2 separate regions of the Homo sapiens genome follow, and region 2 is linked to region 1. Evidence: chromatin loops called from intact Hi-C (ENCODE). Cell type or tissue: endothelial cell of umbilical vein. All regions are shown on one strand. Each heading gives the region's core, and the rest is flanking DNA. Links, peaks and the distances in the headings are about the cores only. Region 1 has its middle 120 kb from the start of LINC02817. Region 2 overlaps LOC105372932 (a long non-coding RNA gene).

What was found. A loop is a pair of places that touch in the nucleus more often than their neighbours do. Peaks named below come from ENCODE experiments on the same cell type or tissue, not always from the same donor. Only the 100,000 strongest peaks of a DNase experiment are listed, where the experiment ranks them.
Region 2: it touches region 1 in a loop (9-fold over the local background); 2 of 110 quality-filtered maps call a loop at or near these places.

What each region holds. Positions count from the first base shown.
Region 1 is chr1:221,213,886-221,222,425 of GRCh38, forward strand. No RefSeq gene overlaps it. Among named protein-coding and RNA genes, the nearest start is that of LINC02817, 120 kb to the right of the region's middle. In endothelial cell of umbilical vein, for the core only: no CTCF peak of the experiment used is centred there; a DNase peak (open chromatin) is centred at 3,346; H3K27ac peaks cover 462 bases.
Region 2 is chr1:221,390,647-221,399,186 of GRCh38, forward strand. The region is part of intron 3 of LOC105372932 (a long non-coding RNA gene); the gene reads left to right. Among named protein-coding and RNA genes, the nearest start is that of LINC02817, 59 kb to the left of the region's middle. In endothelial cell of umbilical vein, for the core only: no CTCF peak of the experiment used is centred there; DNase peaks (open chromatin) are centred at 1,945 and 3,655; H3K27ac peaks cover 1,696 bases.

The DNA of each region.
Region 1 (8,540 bases), core at 229-8,228:
TTGGCTTTTCTTCAATCCACAGTACTGTTAATATTCCTTTCTTGATTTTTCTGAGGGTCAAGGAAGACCTGGTTTACTGCTGGAGGCTTTATTTTTTCCTCTTCTCTGTATTCTTTCTCCCATGCAAAAGTCATTTTCCATGTCTACTACATTTCTCCAGAGCCCTCTCTGCTCTTGAGTTGAGTCTTCTACTGACTATCTGTAGTATAGCCTTGTAATAGAGTTTTATTATAAATTGAAATTAAAGTTGTCCCAAGTGTAACTCGAATTTCATCTCTCCCCATGCCAAGCCCTATTACCTCTCCAGTGTCGACAGAGAACCTTTCCTTCTTTCAGGTTGTGTAAAATTTGAAATCACACCTTCCAGACATAAGAGTGTGTCTTATGTCTCATGAGAGTGTGTACAGTGACAAGCAAATGAGGGGATGGAAAGATTCATTTTTCATATTTCCCTGCCTGTCCCCTCCTGCTTTCTACCTCCCAGGAGGAACAGTTGTGCTCACTTTGTGCAGTCCTTTAAGATATCTTTGCGGGAACAGTAGCAGGTTGGCTAATGGCTCAAAGGAACTTCTATGCTTCAGTCATCAAATATATCTCACTCTGTTTTCTTCTGTGAAACAAAAGCCATGCCACCTCCTAGCATACTTTATGATTGCCTGATGGATAGTTTGCTTTGAAATAACATATTATTAACAGATGACTTATAAAATTGTCTTTGCAGATCTATAATGGAAAACAACTGTTATTTAAAAATAGAGCCTTAGATGAAACTTTTTATTATTTAATATAAATATATATATTCAATATAACATACTTGATGCTAGTTATCAAATATTAAATGACTTCGTGCTTTTTTATCCTACTTTAAACAAGTTCTGTGACGTTGACCAAGTCCGTTATGCTCTCTGGGCATCGGTTTCTGCATCTCTCAAATGTGTAAAGCTGAAAAACAATTCTATTCCTTCTCTCATAGCTCCTTATTCTCTGCTTCTGTGAGTCTCATTCTGGTTTGGACACGCATGGTATGGACAATCAAAATCCACACATGACCTCTGGTCCTCTTGTTAGCCAATAGATTTGATCTTCTCTTAAAACACTTTAACTCGATTGACTCAAAAGAAACCAAATGGACTATTTGGACACATTCTTTGCATCTTGCTCTGCTGACCTCATAGAGTTTTTATGAGCAATTAAAAGATCAAGGAGGGAGGAGAAGAAGCAGGAGAATCAAAGGCCTTAGTCCACTCACAAGCTGGGTAGTCATTCCGAATCCTAAGTAAGTTGTCCTTCAGTCCTCAGTAGCCTGTGTACAGCTTCATCTCCTGTAGTACCACTGGAAATCCTGGATTTCCTCCGTAGAGTGGTTTTTAGCCTCTGTAAGCTATAAAGCTCAATGAGGTGATTGCTGTCCTCTGTGAAGATGAAGGCAGTTAAACGTCATCTGTAGGAGCCACCCACCTAGTCATGCTTCTGAGAATGGCACTAATGTGAATGGAGCCACGCGTCCCCACATCCTGTATTCTGGTGGGAATGCATGCATTCATTTGAGTAAAGATTGGGTGACAGTGCCCCAGGAGGAGTTGTCACATCTGTGGTTATGGAGCTATTTTCATTTATTTGTTTGTTCTGAAGTGAATGGATCATTTGTGAATTAAATAGTATTTTAGGCTGTGTGCGGTGGCTCATGCCTGTAATCCTGACACTTTGGGAGGCTGAGGCGGGTGGATCACCTGAAGTCAGGAGTTTGAGACTAGCCTGGCCAGCATGGCGAAGCCCCATCTCTAATAAAAAAATAGATATATAAAAATTAGCTGGGCATGGTGGTGGGCACCTGTAATCCCAGCTACTTGGGAGGCTGAGGCAGGAGAATTATTTGAACCTGGGAGGTGGAGGTTGCAGTGAGCCAAGATCACGCCATTGCGCTCCAGCCTGGGTGATGGAGCAAGACTCCGTCTAAAAAAAAAAAAAAAAAAGTATTTTAGTGCCTTGATCTAAATTAAGTCAACACTTAATTTACTTACTTGATTTAAGTAAATTAAGCCAACATACACTTGTTTATTACCTGCCTGAATGACCTATTGACCATGAGAATGAAATTTTATTGGTAGTGTAAAAAAAATTATGAAAGTTTGTTTACATTAATATCCAGCCTTCAGGGTGAACCACACTGAAGTTCTCCCTGATTGGGAAAAAATATACATATTTTTTCTTATCAGAATCTTATTTTTCTTATTTCAGAATCTTCAAGAGAAGTAGAATTTACTTTCCATGACCCCTACCACTTTGAAGAATATTTAGTAGTTGTTTTTTCTGGCATGTCTTTGTCAAAAGAATTATTTTTTATGCCAAAGAAACCTAAGAAGTATCCTAATGTCAGCACCTTCAAATGGAAAATGTTTCAAGAAGGCTTCTCATCATCAACCTGCTTTCATGTCCATTTTCATGTGAATTGTTGATGGGAAAATAGAATTTCATCACTACCGTTGGTGAAGACATTCCTAAGAACACAGAGTTAGTGCATGCAGTTACCTGGGGGGGTTGGGAGGGGGTGGGGGAAGAGGGCTTGCAGAACTTTATAGCAGCCCAGGCTCACTAAGATTTGCTATGTCCACTTATACACCTTATGAAGTCCTCTATGCCATGGCAAGTTCTCTTGGGAGTCACACCTTCATTTCTTGGGTCCCCTTGGGTTTTTCAGACCACCACTTATTAGTCACATGATCATTAAAAAGTAAATGCACCTCTCTGACATCAATTCTTAGTTTGAGAAATAGAATAATAATTCGGACCCAGCCTACCTCAAAGGCCCATTATCAAGGTCAAAAATGATGTATGTGATGAGCTTTTTAAAAGTAAAATTTATGAAGCAAACACGAAGTAGTGAATTGTGGTGATATCAACATTTTGATACAAAACTCACTTGGTTTAGTAATTTGAAGAGGATGCCATCTATATCTTTTTATAACCGGGAGCTTTTGATACCTTTTTCCTAAACTACAAAACTCATAGAACCTTCGTTAGCTTCTCTGTGCCCCAGCCCTTCAATAAATTGACATCACAATAGAGGTTAAAATAAGGCAAACTCACAGTGGCCTAGAGATACGTGTTTGTGTGTGTCTGTGTGTGTGCATTTAAGAAGATGCACGTGTACCTTTGACCTAGCACCTACCTGTGTTCATACAATTAAAAAAGAAATAATGACTCATTAAGCAAACAAGTTCTAGAAAAAAATACTCATTTAATACAATCACAGTGACTTCCTCACTGTTTCCACTTCATTGCTCCTTATGTGAGTAAAAACAACATGCTAAATGGAGACTTTCAGGACCCCGTGGGACCAATTAATGCCACGTGACTTCCTCCCTGCCTTCCATGAAAATAACTATATTATAATGGTCTGTGATATTAATATCAGCTTTGGAAAAGTCAGGCAGTGACTCCATAGGGAAGGAAGTGGCCTGTGCAAGAACTGTGGAATGTGCAGTATTTGACAGACTGGAGGCCACATCTTTTTATAAGCTACATCACAGAGTTAAACAAGGTGGGGGCACCAACTGGGCTAGTGGGTTAATTCAGGTTAAAAGGCCACCAGGGTAGTCTATCTCTGATCTTGAACTCCAAGAAAATGTGGTTACTGGGGGGAGTTTTGGAAATTAAAGTTCTCAGAAATAAAACCATTTCCAAAGCATTATTTTCCTCTGAATTTCTCCAGATTTCTGCCCACCACAGAGGCAGGATGTATTTTGACAACCTCTGTTTGTATTGGAGGGTAGACCTGGGATGAGGAGTGGTGGGTACACCTCCCAAGTGTGTTGGCAGCTTGATGGGGTTTTCCAGTGACAGTGGAGCACAGCAGAACCAAAGGGAATGTGAGCCACAACACTGGTAGCCAGTCCAGGCTTCCTTCAAATGCAGTTATAGGAATCCCAGGCCCATGCAACACCCAGGCCCCATCCTAGTCCCACTCCCTGCTGGGTCCTGGAGAGATTCAGTGTTCTCCCTGTGGCTAGGCAGATTCTCCTCTCTAGCATATGGCAATGAGCCCGTTAATTTTCTTGGTTGTAAATTGCTGTAGTGCATTAACAACACTCAAGGGTGGTCCCAAAGCACAATTGAGGATATTAAGTTCTCCTGGGAACAGATGTTTAATGGTACATCTAATTATCCAGGAAAGATTGCCTAAGACAATGATCTAGATCCAATTCCTGGACAGTGGCTAATGGTTTGGCCAGACAGTCAGAGGCTTGGAAGGAATAATATTGGAGAATTGGTGATGGGGAAGATTAGGGAAGAATGAACCCAATGTATGAGAATATTTGTGCTTCATCTGCATGATCCCCCAAAGGTTCCCACTGTGGGGAAAACTTTAAATAATTAAGATGAAAAAATGACTTTTTGTTGTTGTTCCTAGAGATGTCCATCAGAATCTTTCCCTGGTGCTAGACCAATGGACTCCAGAGCAGCCATGGTGGCAGGGATGAAGGCTATGCAGGAGCCTAATGACAAGGACTTTCTCTCATCATGGTGACCTGCCTAGTGACTCAGCTGAATTCCTAATTGATCAGGAGTAGCAGCCAGGTCTGACAACCAGTATGACACTGTATCAAAGAGTTCCAATCAACTACCTGGTAGAAGCCAATTATATTGAACCCTTCCATCGTGGTAGGGGCAGAAATTACCCTCACTGGAATAGATAGCTATTCTATATATAAGTTTACCATCACTGCTCTACTGTGCTTCTACTAACACTTTCATCATGTTTAAGAACTCAAATTCGTAAACATCACAATGGAAGTCTCATTCTACATTCTTATGTTTTATAATCATATTATTTTCTTGACATTTATTTTCCAAATTCTTGAAATAAAATTGAAGGTGACTCATAATATAAGGGTAATGTCATGCAAATAAACTTTTGAAATAATTTAAACAAGCTGACCCATAATAAAATTAAAATTGTAAGTAGATCCTTTATGAGTAAGGAACTTACTTTACTGAGAAAGAAATAAGACAATGGGCTAATTACCATAGAATTTACTGGTCTAGCCAGAAGCAAATGACCTTATGGAAAAACAGAATGGTCTATTGAAGACTTAGATATGGTACCCCTGGCTGCCAGCTGGCAGACAACATCTTGCACATTTAGGTGCTGTTCTTTAGGATAAAGCATTTACTTTCATTTAGCTGTGAATAAATGGCACTCTTTCTTCCTATTCTGGGATACACAGATTGAGAAGCCTTGGGAAAAAAATATAAGGCCACCAGTCAAAATTATATCTAATTATCCACTATTAAAATTTTGCATCCTGGGCCGGGTGTGGTGGCTCACGCCTATAATCCCAGCACTTTGAGAGGCCGAGGTGGGAGCATCATCTGAGGCCAGGAGTTCAAGACCAGACTGGCCAACATGGTGAAACCCCGTCTCTACCAAAAATACAAAAATTAGCTGGACGTGGTTGCAGGCGCCTGTAATTCCAGCTACTTGGGAGGCTGAGGCAGGAGAATCGCTTGAACCCGGGAGGCAGAGTTTGCAGTTAGCCGAGATCGCGCCACTGCACTCCAGCCTGGGCGACAAGAGTGAAACTCTGTCTCAAAAAAAAAAAAAAAAAAAAGAAATTTGCATTCTGTCCCAGGGCTCTTTTGATTAAGTTATTTTAGTGTCCAAAGGAGAATTGCTTCCACTGAGTGGTATTGTAATACTTCTATAAAACTGGATGCTGGAATAACCACTTGGACATTCAAAGGTTCTCATGTTGCTGGAAAATAATAAAAAGAGGAAGGTGGAGTTTTGCTGGGTTGACGGATCATGACTACTAAAAAGAAGGAAAGGAAGGACCATAGTACACCTCTTGTACCATTATTTTGAGTGGTAAATGTGAACAAAAGACTATTGCAAGTTTATACAAGCAGGAACAACAAGTGCTCAGATTTCTAAAGGCTGAATATTTTCCCTACTGGGTGCTAACTGGTTTCCCTACTGGGTGCTAACTAGCTGAGGCAGAGAGACATGGAATGGCATAAGGGAAAAGCTGAAAATACTAGCTATGGTCATATGTCTAACTGTAGAAATGCCTATTGTGTATAGAACGTGTTGGTGGTGGCTATACTTACCATGTAGTTTTCAGTTTTAGAAATTAAAGATGAGATTGTATCAGAAAGAATGGGCAATGGCCAGAGAATTTGGGCTGAAACTCAATGGAGTGAAAAAGAACTTTGTATTTTCTCTGTTTGAGGAAAGAGTGAGGATGTTTTTGGTTGCATGAGACAGGCTACCTATACAGTATAGAAATATTTTTGGAAGTGCAAGTTTAGGAGAAAGTATTTATGAGGAGGTAAAGCAGTCAAAGGGACAGATTATAATAGACCTGACTATCTAGAATCTGAATATTCTTATTTGGGAAGAATCCCCAAACAGGTGAGATAGCAGGACCCTGTTTTCCACTAGGAAGATAAGGAAAGCAGGTATTTCCTTTTCCTTCCTCCTGACCTCAGTATGTACATGTGGCCCACCCTTGGTCAGTCGTATTCAGGATCTCACCCAGGACTTTGCAACCTGAGAGAGTGATGCAAAGCCTGAGGGGTAGGTGGGGAGCTGTTTATGATAGTAAAGTCAGCACTGCTGAGAGTCCTGAAGTGGGGTTCACTAGCGTCTAGGGTGGCTGTGGTGACAGGGAAAGCAAAAACACGTGTCCAGAGCTGGTGAATTTTTTTCCCACCCCCGAGAAGGAGTCTCGGTCTGTCGCCCAGGCTGGAGTGCAGTGGCGCGATCTCGGCTCACTGCAAGCTCCGGCTCACTGCAAGCTCCGCCTCCCCAGTTCACGCCATTCTCCTGCCTCAGCCTCCCGAGTAGCTGGGACTACAGGCGCCCGCCACCATGCCCGGCTAATTTTTTGTATTTTTAGTAGAGACGGGGTTTCACCATGTTAACCAGGATGGTCTCAATCTCCTGACCTTGTGATCTGCCCGCCTCGGCCTCCCAAAGTGCTGGGATTACAGGCGTGAGCCACCGCGCCCAGCCCAGAGCTGGTGACATTTTGACCAGACTGTTTCAGTGCTGTGATCTCAACTGTTTTGGATTGCGTGACCTTCCTTGATTCCTATCCACTTTATGAATTGGCGTCTTCAGTTTTCATGTTGATTTGAGAGCCATCCATTATTCCTCCAATAAATATTTTTCCTGGTTACCATGGCCAGAGTCAATTCTCATTATTTGTGCAATGATGCAAAGGCTCGAGATGCCATTTATTCCACTTGGAAAGTCTAAATGAAGCCTTTTTCTCATGAAATTGGAAGATATCATGGTCACTTTGGGGTTGGTTACTGCCTTGGTAAACACTCCTATTTTCACCAAAGGCTTGAGTACCTGACTTTCCATGTAGTGGCTGTCTATCCTCTCTCTTTCTTTCTGTATAAAAGGGCCTTTCTCTTAGAGAACATGGCATTTTCTTTTTCTTAAGACATGGTTAGGAGACAATATGAAGAAATCATCACTATAAAGCAAGCAGAATTTTTCTTGAAGTAATTCCAGCTATTGTTTGGGGACTGATTAGATGCACTCTGACTACCTTGATTCAAGGTGAGTTCTTTTTCCATCCAGTTAAAGTTATGCTAACTTGCCTTCCATTTTTATAATGTAAAGTTTACTTCCTAAAGTTGTCAATTAGTGCCAATATATTCCGACCCTCTTCTTCCCATATAGCCCCTTGGGACATTAAATATTTTATCTCCTTGGTGTTCCTTACCCTAACACAATTAAACTCCCCCTGGTAAAAACACAGGGAATTTGGGAGCCTTAGCCATAGACACATAGTTTTATATAGACAGAAGTCCACTCAGTAATACAATTAGCCATAGACACATAGTTTTATATAGACAGAAGTCCACTCAGTAATACAATTTACGTTAGACCTCTTGAACTAAAAGGGCCCTTTGAGAATAAAGAAAACACAACATCTTTTTCATGGAAAATGTAAAATTCATGTAAATTTTTCATTCAACAAATGAATACATCCCATGTAATCAACACCTCTGTTAAGATAAAATACATTTTCATCACCAGAAATTTTTTAAATTTTTGAGCAGCTATTCTGCACCAGGCATTACCCTAGTCTCTGGAGATTTATATATGAACAAACTAAAATACCTTACACTTACTTTGTGAAATATTAATTATAAACAAATAATTAATCTATGTCCAAAGGTGACAAGTACTATCAAGAGAAACAGAGCAGGGTAAAGGCTTTGGGAGAGTGCCAGAAACATGCTTGGATGTTCAAGAATCTAAGCAAAAGCCACTGCAACTGCAGAGTGAGCAATAGGGAGAAGATGAGGTTCAGTGGGGAAGCAGAATGTGTAGGGCCTTGAGACTATTGTAAGAAGTTAGGCTTTGGCTTTGAGATGGAAAGACATTTGAGAATTTGGAACCAAAGGATAATATTATCTGACTTACTTTTTCTCAAGGCAAGTACGGTTTTTAAAAATTGGGATAAAATTTGCATACAATAAAACTACAGATTATTAAACGCACTCTCGGGTAAATC
Region 2 (8,540 bases), core at 122-8,121, 180 kb after region 1:
GTGCAACGGTGAGAGTATGATGAGGGTAGATACAAGGAAGGGTAGTTGTTCACCACAGTAGTGGACATGTAGCTGAATCCAGAGCTGATGTGAGAGGCCAGGGCTTCAAAGGGCCAAGGAGATAAAAGAAGGGAATGTGGCTCCAGTGCAGAAGACAGGGAGGGGTCTGAGAGTGTTGTGAGGACAGGCTGTGTGCATGAGAAACCATCTGTATAGGACCCCCAGCAAGGTCACAAAGAGGACAGTTCTATCTCAAGGACTGAGTTCTTTCCTGGAAGCATAGCTAGGACTTTTGTTATAGAAGCAAGTCAAGGAAGAGAAAAATTTTAAAGAGTAGATAAAGGAAATGGCCCTAGAAAAGTGACTCCCAGGCCCACATCAAATACTACTTCCATTAAAAACCTTCCTTGATTAATCCAGCGCAGCCACTTACATGGCATTTAGCTTTCACTGTCTTCTATTTTGAATAATTTGTGTTCAGTACTTATTTGGACTACTGAATTATACACTGAAGTTTTCTCCAACAGGATGGTTTTGCCCAATTTTGTGACATCAATGGGGAAAAAAAAGCTAGACTGATTAAATCATGCCTCAAATGCCTTTTTGAATGATTAGAAGTTGATATACCTTTGACTCCTTCTGGGCCTCAAACTGTAATTTCCTTAAACAGTTCACAATTCCAACTCTCTCTCTTTCTATCTTTTTCTTCCTGTCTCACATCACTGCCAAAATTTGTCCTAAATGTTTAAGCTATGCTTGTTGTATTAGTTTTGGATTTGTAGGGGCCAAGGAAGAACGTTCGCCTTCGTCCTCTGAAGGTTCGCTGAAAAGTCAACTTGCAAAAGGCAGAGGAATCAGAGTAAAGGCATACAGATTAAGGTGTATATATGGGAGCCTTTAGATGAAGACCCAAAGATACAGAGGAAATTGTCCATTTTTATGCTTAGGTTCAACAAAATTCCGCAGACAGCTATGTAGAAATATGAATGGAAAAAAAGGGTATGATGTAATGCTAATAGATGGACTGAGGAAACCCAGCAAGGCCTGTCTAGATTCTGCTTGGCCTCTCTGAGCATGCATTCCTTCCTTCTGGATATAGGGCAGAAGCCTCTCTGGAATGAGGATCTTATGACCTACAGTCAAAAATGTTAGCCCAGGTAATTTCTTTATGGTCAATTTTTACGCAGAAAGATAGAGGGAAAGTTAGAGCAATATTTTTAGGTTTTATGGCTGGCTTTGTGGAAAAGAGGTTCTGGTTTCTATGACCTGCCTTAGAGAAGAGGGCTTCTAGTTTCTAAAGAATTCTCTAGTTTCTACAGATTCTCACCTTGGGAGAGAATGGGACTGAGAGTTAGGGGGGCAGGAGAAGGTCAGAGAAAAACTTTTGCTTCTGAGGCTTTCATTTTGGGGTATTATTTTTGGAGCCCCAGCAACTTCCTTCATATATTTATGCAGATTGCTGTTGTCTAAAATGGTAAACTTTTAGAAGATGGGCACTGTCTTTATTGGTGTATTAGCATCTCTGCACTTTGAGTTAGAACAGTGATACTAAGCCCTAATTTTTCATTCTCCAGGTGATATTTTTTAGTGACATCCACTTTTTCTTCTTTGATAGTTCTAACTCCTTGACTAATTCTCAAAATAAATTCTTTTCAATTAACCATAATTTACAAATACTATGTGCAGAGAGTATTTCTAAGGTTATTTGGAAGCAGCAATATAAACATTTGTCATAACTCCTCCCAAATTGGAAATGGATCTATGAGAGGATAACAGCTAATAGTGTTACTATTCATATGTATAAAAGTGACTTAATTGATGAGGGTGAGGAGCAGGGCAGGTTAAATCTTTCCTTTTATGAATACTGTTGTTTCCTGATATGCCTAGTTTCAAGAAGTTGGGCAAGCTAGAAGTTGGATTATGACTTCATCACCTATGACTCACATGGAATGCACAATTTTGATCCAAAACTTTTGTTCTAATAAGATTTCAACTTCCAAACATTGGTAGCAATGAGAGCCAAGAGCAGGAATGTGACAGTGTGCCAGGTTGATCACAGTGTTTAGGGTTTTGTTTTTTTTTTTTTTGTGAAATGAAGTCTCACTCCATTGCCCAGGCTGGAGTGGAGTTGTGCAATCTCGTCTCACTGCAACCTCCACCTCCTGGGTTCAAGAGATTCTCCTGCCTCAGCCTCTTGAGTAGCTGGGACTACAGGCACGTGCCACCACACCCAGCTAATTTTTTGTATTTTTAGTAGAGAAGGAGTTTCACTGTGTTAGCCAGGATGGTCTCAATCTCCTGACCTCGTGATCCATCCGCCTCGGCCTTCCAAAATGTTGGGATTACAGGCATGAGCCACTGCACCTGGCCTATGCTTTCTTTTTAACAAAAGTTGTTTTCAACAAAATTTGACTTTGCTCAAGAATGGCACTAGTTTTTAGAAAAATTTTGGAGTGGTGAAGTCAAGGAATTTTCAACTGAAGTAGATCATGTGCTCATTGACAGCAGCAAAATGGCATCCGTGGGGGATCCTAACATAGAGGCACCATTTCTCCACTCAGGGAAAGGATTAGGCATAGAAATGCAAACATCAAGCTTTGCTTGGTACACTATTATTTCCTTGCTGAACTCCAGATGATAAGGTAACCAACTGGCCCTGAAATCGTAAGTGGGTGAATTCAACTATCAGATGCTTTACTGTGATAAAAGTGTCAATAATATCTCAGACTTAGGCAGTGCTTTGTAGTCTACAGAGAACTTTCATCTACTTTCTCTCACTGGATCTTATCACTTGATTCCTTATGATAGGCAAAGTTAATATGCATATTATCAAGTCCAGGTCTAGCTCAGTCCTTGCTGCATACATTATTCGTGCTTAACTACTTATAGAATTGAAGTTGTTGAATCTACGGTTTCAGATAAGAAAAGAATGTTTAATGATTTCTGCAAACTCAGCCATACCAGGTGAAACTGCTAAGACTTAAAGCCATCTTTTATGCCTTGTGTCCTCTGATGTTGCCATTGGCGCTTGTAAGAACACTTCTTTTCCCCAAGTCACTGTTGATACCAAAGAAAGCTATTATCCCCACATCTATCCCTGGTGCCACTGAGCGGTAAGGATTTGAACAAGCTTGAGAATAGTGTTTAAAGTAATTAGTTCCATATTAAAAAGAAAAAGAAGAGAGAGTAGGAAGGAGCAGTAAGCAGAAAGATGATTAAGGCTTTGGGTGTGGATCAGAATGGTATTTAAAATAAATACAACAAAAGTTATCCAATAATCAGTAAACAGTAATATAATTAGAATTTTTTTTTCCTATTTACTTCCTTTAACATGCAATGGGGGGAAATGGTAACAAAAAAAAAAGTCAAGGACTCAATCAAACAGATGGTTCTCAAGTTATTATTTTCTCCTTACTGTTGTTTACAAGAAAAAACTCCTTTAACAAACCGTGACTCACAGATTCCAGTGGGACCAGAAATTCTCTATGTGAAGGAGAGGAAAATAGTGGGAAGAGAACCCGCATCATAAACTTTTATTATGCACATTATTATGCCTCATTAATTAACCCAACCACTGTCCTAGTGACGTCTTGGGCTCACTTCACAGGAAAAAATTAGTCTGGATTGCCAAGTTAAATAGACAATTACAGGAAGATCAAATTATGCCTACATTGCATTCTGTCAGGGCATCAAGCCAAATTCATGTCAAACTCATAAGACTGGAATATCCTTAAAAAAACAGCCCTGAAGAACCAATGTCACAAGCCATTTGACGTCCACACGGAGGATGTATTGATCTTGCCTGAGCTTCCTTTCTCAGAATCGCATAACAGACCAAGAAAGAGGGCTTTCTGAGCATCTTACTCTCTTCCACACAGCAGCTGGCTAGATCCTTTGTTATGTACAATAAAGCACAATGAAACAGGGAAAAACATCCCACCTCATGAGCTCCATCCCTCATCCTGGCTGGCAGCTGTCACAGATCTGAAGAAACAGCTTAGACATTTAAAGAGAACAATGAAAATCCCCAGTGTAGGTTTTCCACAGTGGAACCCTTGGTTCTGTCCATGATCTTGAGGAACACTTTTCCAAAAAATCTGAGCTGAGGCCAAAATGAATAAAGCTCACCCCAGATTTTCAGAACCCACAGTGGAATGCCTGATGTCCCCAGCACCAGAGACAACACGATACTGGAGAGAATAAGAACAATTGCCACAATGCTTTCAGGTAAGGTGATGTTTGCTGGTGGTTCAGGACTCAAAAAGAGAATTGAATGTGTCTTGTATCTACTGAGGAATGAAAGTTTAAGAATTTAAGTGTGGAAGACTGGATGCAACTTGGAAAGAAAGCTTCTTCCTGATTCCCATTCTGGGACATTCCTCCTTTATAATCAGAAGTGTCTACCTGAAGCCTTTTTCCATGTTACTTCCATTTTATGAAGAACCCCCGCTCCCTCAAGTGGTAGAATCTATTTGCTCCCCTCTTGTGGTTTTCTATGAAACAAGAATTATGTTTTAAGAATCCTGAGCTCAAACCTAAAGAAGACTAGCAGGTTACATGTTATATCTCTGAAAAATCAGCTGACATATAAGTTCCGCTCCCTTGGAATCACCATATTGTGAGGAAGCACAAGCTAGCTGAAGGAAGCACCACATGGAGGAGAACCAAAGAAGTCAGAGAATAATGAGAACTTACCCATATGGCTTCTGTTAAATTGTCCCAGCCAGCTGTTACTGGTCAGCCATCCTAGCTCATGCCTGGAAATTGCGGAGTAGAGATGAGCTATCCCCACTGTGCTCTGTCTGAATTGTAAGCAAATAAATGGCTGTTGTTTTCTGGTGGCAAGTGTGGAGAGATATTTTTCCATGCAGATGACTAGAATACCCTCCAAATCTGGCATGGATGCTTCTCCTGTGATCTTTGTGCCATTGCGGACCTCCAGCATGTTACTATCCTGCTGCAATATCCAAAACAAAGATGTCTTTCTCTGGCCTTCTCCCTTGCCCCAATTTTGTCCTCTTTAAGGATGTGGAAACTTATTATCTTAATAGTCGTCACAATTTCTCTTAGGGAGGGAATTCTCTTCATTTGTAAATATAAGTTTCTGAGCCCCTGGGGATTGAATGCTCTGTGGGCAATAGTCAAGGCTTCCAAGAAAAATGGCTAAACTTGTCTGCCTAGGAAAGGAAGTGTTTTGGAATGTAATGAGAGAGAGAGGGACAGAGAGACAGAGAGACAGAGAGAGACAGAGAGAAAGGGAAGAGAGAGAGCTCTGAAGAGGCCCCGGGAGGCAGAAGATCTCCCCTGTGTAGGGAGGCAACCAATGGACAGTTCCCTATGACCCATGAGAGAAACTAAGGCACATATTGAAATGAAAATGACTACTGTAAAATTTGAATTTGCCTGGTGTTTTGACATGCTATATCCCTTCCTCCTTGTCCATCTCTTCCCCATAAAACCACCATATCTTACCACACTCATACCAAAAGCATGGGCAACAAAAGAAAACATACATAGGAGAGGTGGAGTAAGATGGTAGAATACAAAGCTCCACTGATTGCTTTCCCTCCCCACATCCCCACCAAAGACACCAAGTTAACAACTATCTACACAGAAAAAAACACCTTCATACAAACCAAAAATCAGGTGAACACTCACAGTACCTGGTTATGACTTCGTATCACTGAAAGAGGTGCTGAATAAATAGAAAATACACTCCTGAATGGCTGATGCCACCCCTACCCCACCCTGGCAGCAGAGGTGTGATGCAGAGAGCTTCTCTAGGTGCTGGGAGAGGGAGAACACAGCAGTTGTGAGGCACTAAACTCATACTGTCCTGTTAGAGGAGAAAGAAAAACAGCTGATCAAATTCACCAAACTCAGCGGATGCCCACCCACGAAGGGAGCATTTAAAGGAGCCCTAGGATGAAGGGAATCACTGATCCCAGCAGTTCAAACTTGAGTACCTTCAAACCTCACCATCAAGGGCTACAGCACTCTGTGTCTTCAAGTAAACTTGAAAGGCAGTCTAGGCCACAAGGGCCACCAATCTTAGATGACTCATAGTGCTGAACCAGGCCTACAGACAGTGGACTGGAGTGGGGGCACACAACATACTGAGAGGCCAGCTGGGGCAGCCAAGGGAGTGCTGGTATCATCCATCCCATAACCCCAGGTGGCACAGCTGGAGGCTCCAAAAAAGACCCACTCCTTCTGCTTGAGGAGAGGAGAGGGAAGAGTGGGGAGGACTTTGTTTTGCATCTAGAATACCAATTCAGCCACAGTAGCATAGAGCACTGGTCAGAGTTGTGAGGCTTCTTTTCCAGGCCCTAGATCCCAGGTGACATTTCTAGAGACACCCTGGGCCAGAAGGAAACCCGCTGCCTTGAAGGAAAAGACCCAGTCCTGGCAGCATTTATCATCTGCTGACTGAAGAGCCCTTGGGCCCTGAATAAGAAGAAGTGATACTCAGGTACTACGTCGAGAGCCTTGAGTGAGCCTCTGAGACTTGCTGGCTTTAGGTGAGACTCAGCACATTCCAAGCTGTGGTGGCTATGGGGAAAAATTCCTTTGGCTTGAGAAAAGCAGGCGGGAAAGTAAAGGGGACTTTGTCTTGCACCTTAGGTACCAGCATAGCCACAGAGCAGTAGAGCACCAAATGGGCTCTTGGAGTCCCTGATTCCAGGACTTAACTCTTAGATGGCATTTCTGGTCCTGCCCTGGGCCAGAGGGAAGTCCACTGACCTGAAGGGTGAGTCACAGGCCAGGTAGCATTCATGACAAGCTGATTTAAGAAACCTTGGGTCTTAAGGGAACATCAACAGTAGTCTGGCAGAACTCCTCGTGGCCTGGGCTGGCAGTGGCTGTGGGGTGAGGCTCTTCTGCCTTTGAAGGGAAGGGAAGAGTGGGAAGGACTGTGTCTTGTGGTTTGGTGCCAGCTCAGTTGCAATAAAATAAAACACCAGGTAAACTTCTAAGGTTTTTGACTCTAGTTTCTGACGCCCAGACAGTACTTCTGGACCCACTCGGAGGCGAGTGGGGGGACCTTGCTGCCCTGAAGGGAAGGACACAGGCCTGGCTGACTTTGACACCTGCCAATTGTAGAGCCCCAGGGCCTTGAGTGAATTGTAGAGCCCCAGGGCCTTGAGTGAACAGCAGGCAGGAAGTGGTTACAGCAGACCTTGGCTGAGACCTAATGCTGTGCTGGCTTCAGGTCTGACCTGGTGCAGTCATAGTGGTGGGGGCCACAGGGATGCTTGTGTTATTCTACTTGCAGCTTTAGGTGGCTCAGAACAGAGACAGATAGATTCTGTATGTTTGAGAGAAAGTAAGGGAAGAGGAATCTGCCTGGCAATCCAGAGAATTCTTCCAGATCCGGTCCAAGACCATCAAGACAGTACGTCTATGAGTCTGTGAGAACCATAGTGTTACTAAGTTTGGGGTGCCTCCTAAAGCAGATACAGCTTAGATCACAATATTCAAGCCCTTTCAAATATCTGGAAAGCCTTCCCAAGAAGGATGACTACAAATAAACCCAGACAGTGAAGACTATAATAAATACCTAATTCCTCAATGCCCAGACACTGACAAACTTCCACAAGCATCAACATCATCCAACTGAAAACATGATCTCACCAAATGAACTAAATAAGGCACCAGGGACCAATCCTGGAGACACAGAGATACATGACCTTTCAGACAGAGAATTCAAAATAGCTACTTCGAGGAAACTCAAAGTAATTCAAGATAACACAGAGAAGGAGTTCAGAATTATATCAGGTAAATTTAACAAGGAGATTGAAATAATTAAGAACCAAGCAGAAATTTTGGAACTGAAAAATGCAGTTGGCATACTGAAGGATGAATCACAGTCCTTTAGCAGAATCAATCAAGTAGAAGGAAGAATTAGTGAGGTTGAAGACAGGCTGTTTGAAAATACACAATCAGAAAAGACAAAAGAAAAAAAAGAGAAACAATAAAACATGCCTACAGGATCTAGAATATAGCCTCAAAAGAGGAAATCTAAGAGTTATTGGTCTCAAAGAGAAGGTAGAGAAAGAGATAGGGTAGAAAGTGTATTCAAAGGGATAATAACAGAGAACTTCACAAACCTAGAGAAAGATATCAATATCCAAGTAGGTTATAACCAAGAAGGTTATAGAACACCAAGCAGATTTAATTCAAAGAAGCCTATCTCAAAGCATTTAATAATCAAACTCCCAAAGGTCAAAGATAAAGAAAGGATCCTAAAAGCAGCAAGAGAAGAGAAACAAATAACATATGATGGAACTCCAATACATTTGGCAGCAGATTTTCAGTGGAAACCTTACAGGCAAGGGGAGAGTCACACGCCATATTTAAAATGCTGAAGGAAAATAACTCTTACTGTAGAATAGTATGTCTGGTGAAAATGTCCTTCAAACATGAAGGAGAAATAAAGGCTTTCCCAGATAAATAAAATATGAGAGATTTTGTCAACACCAGGCCTATCCTATAAGAAATGCCAACTTGAATACTTCAATCAGAAAGAAAAAAATATA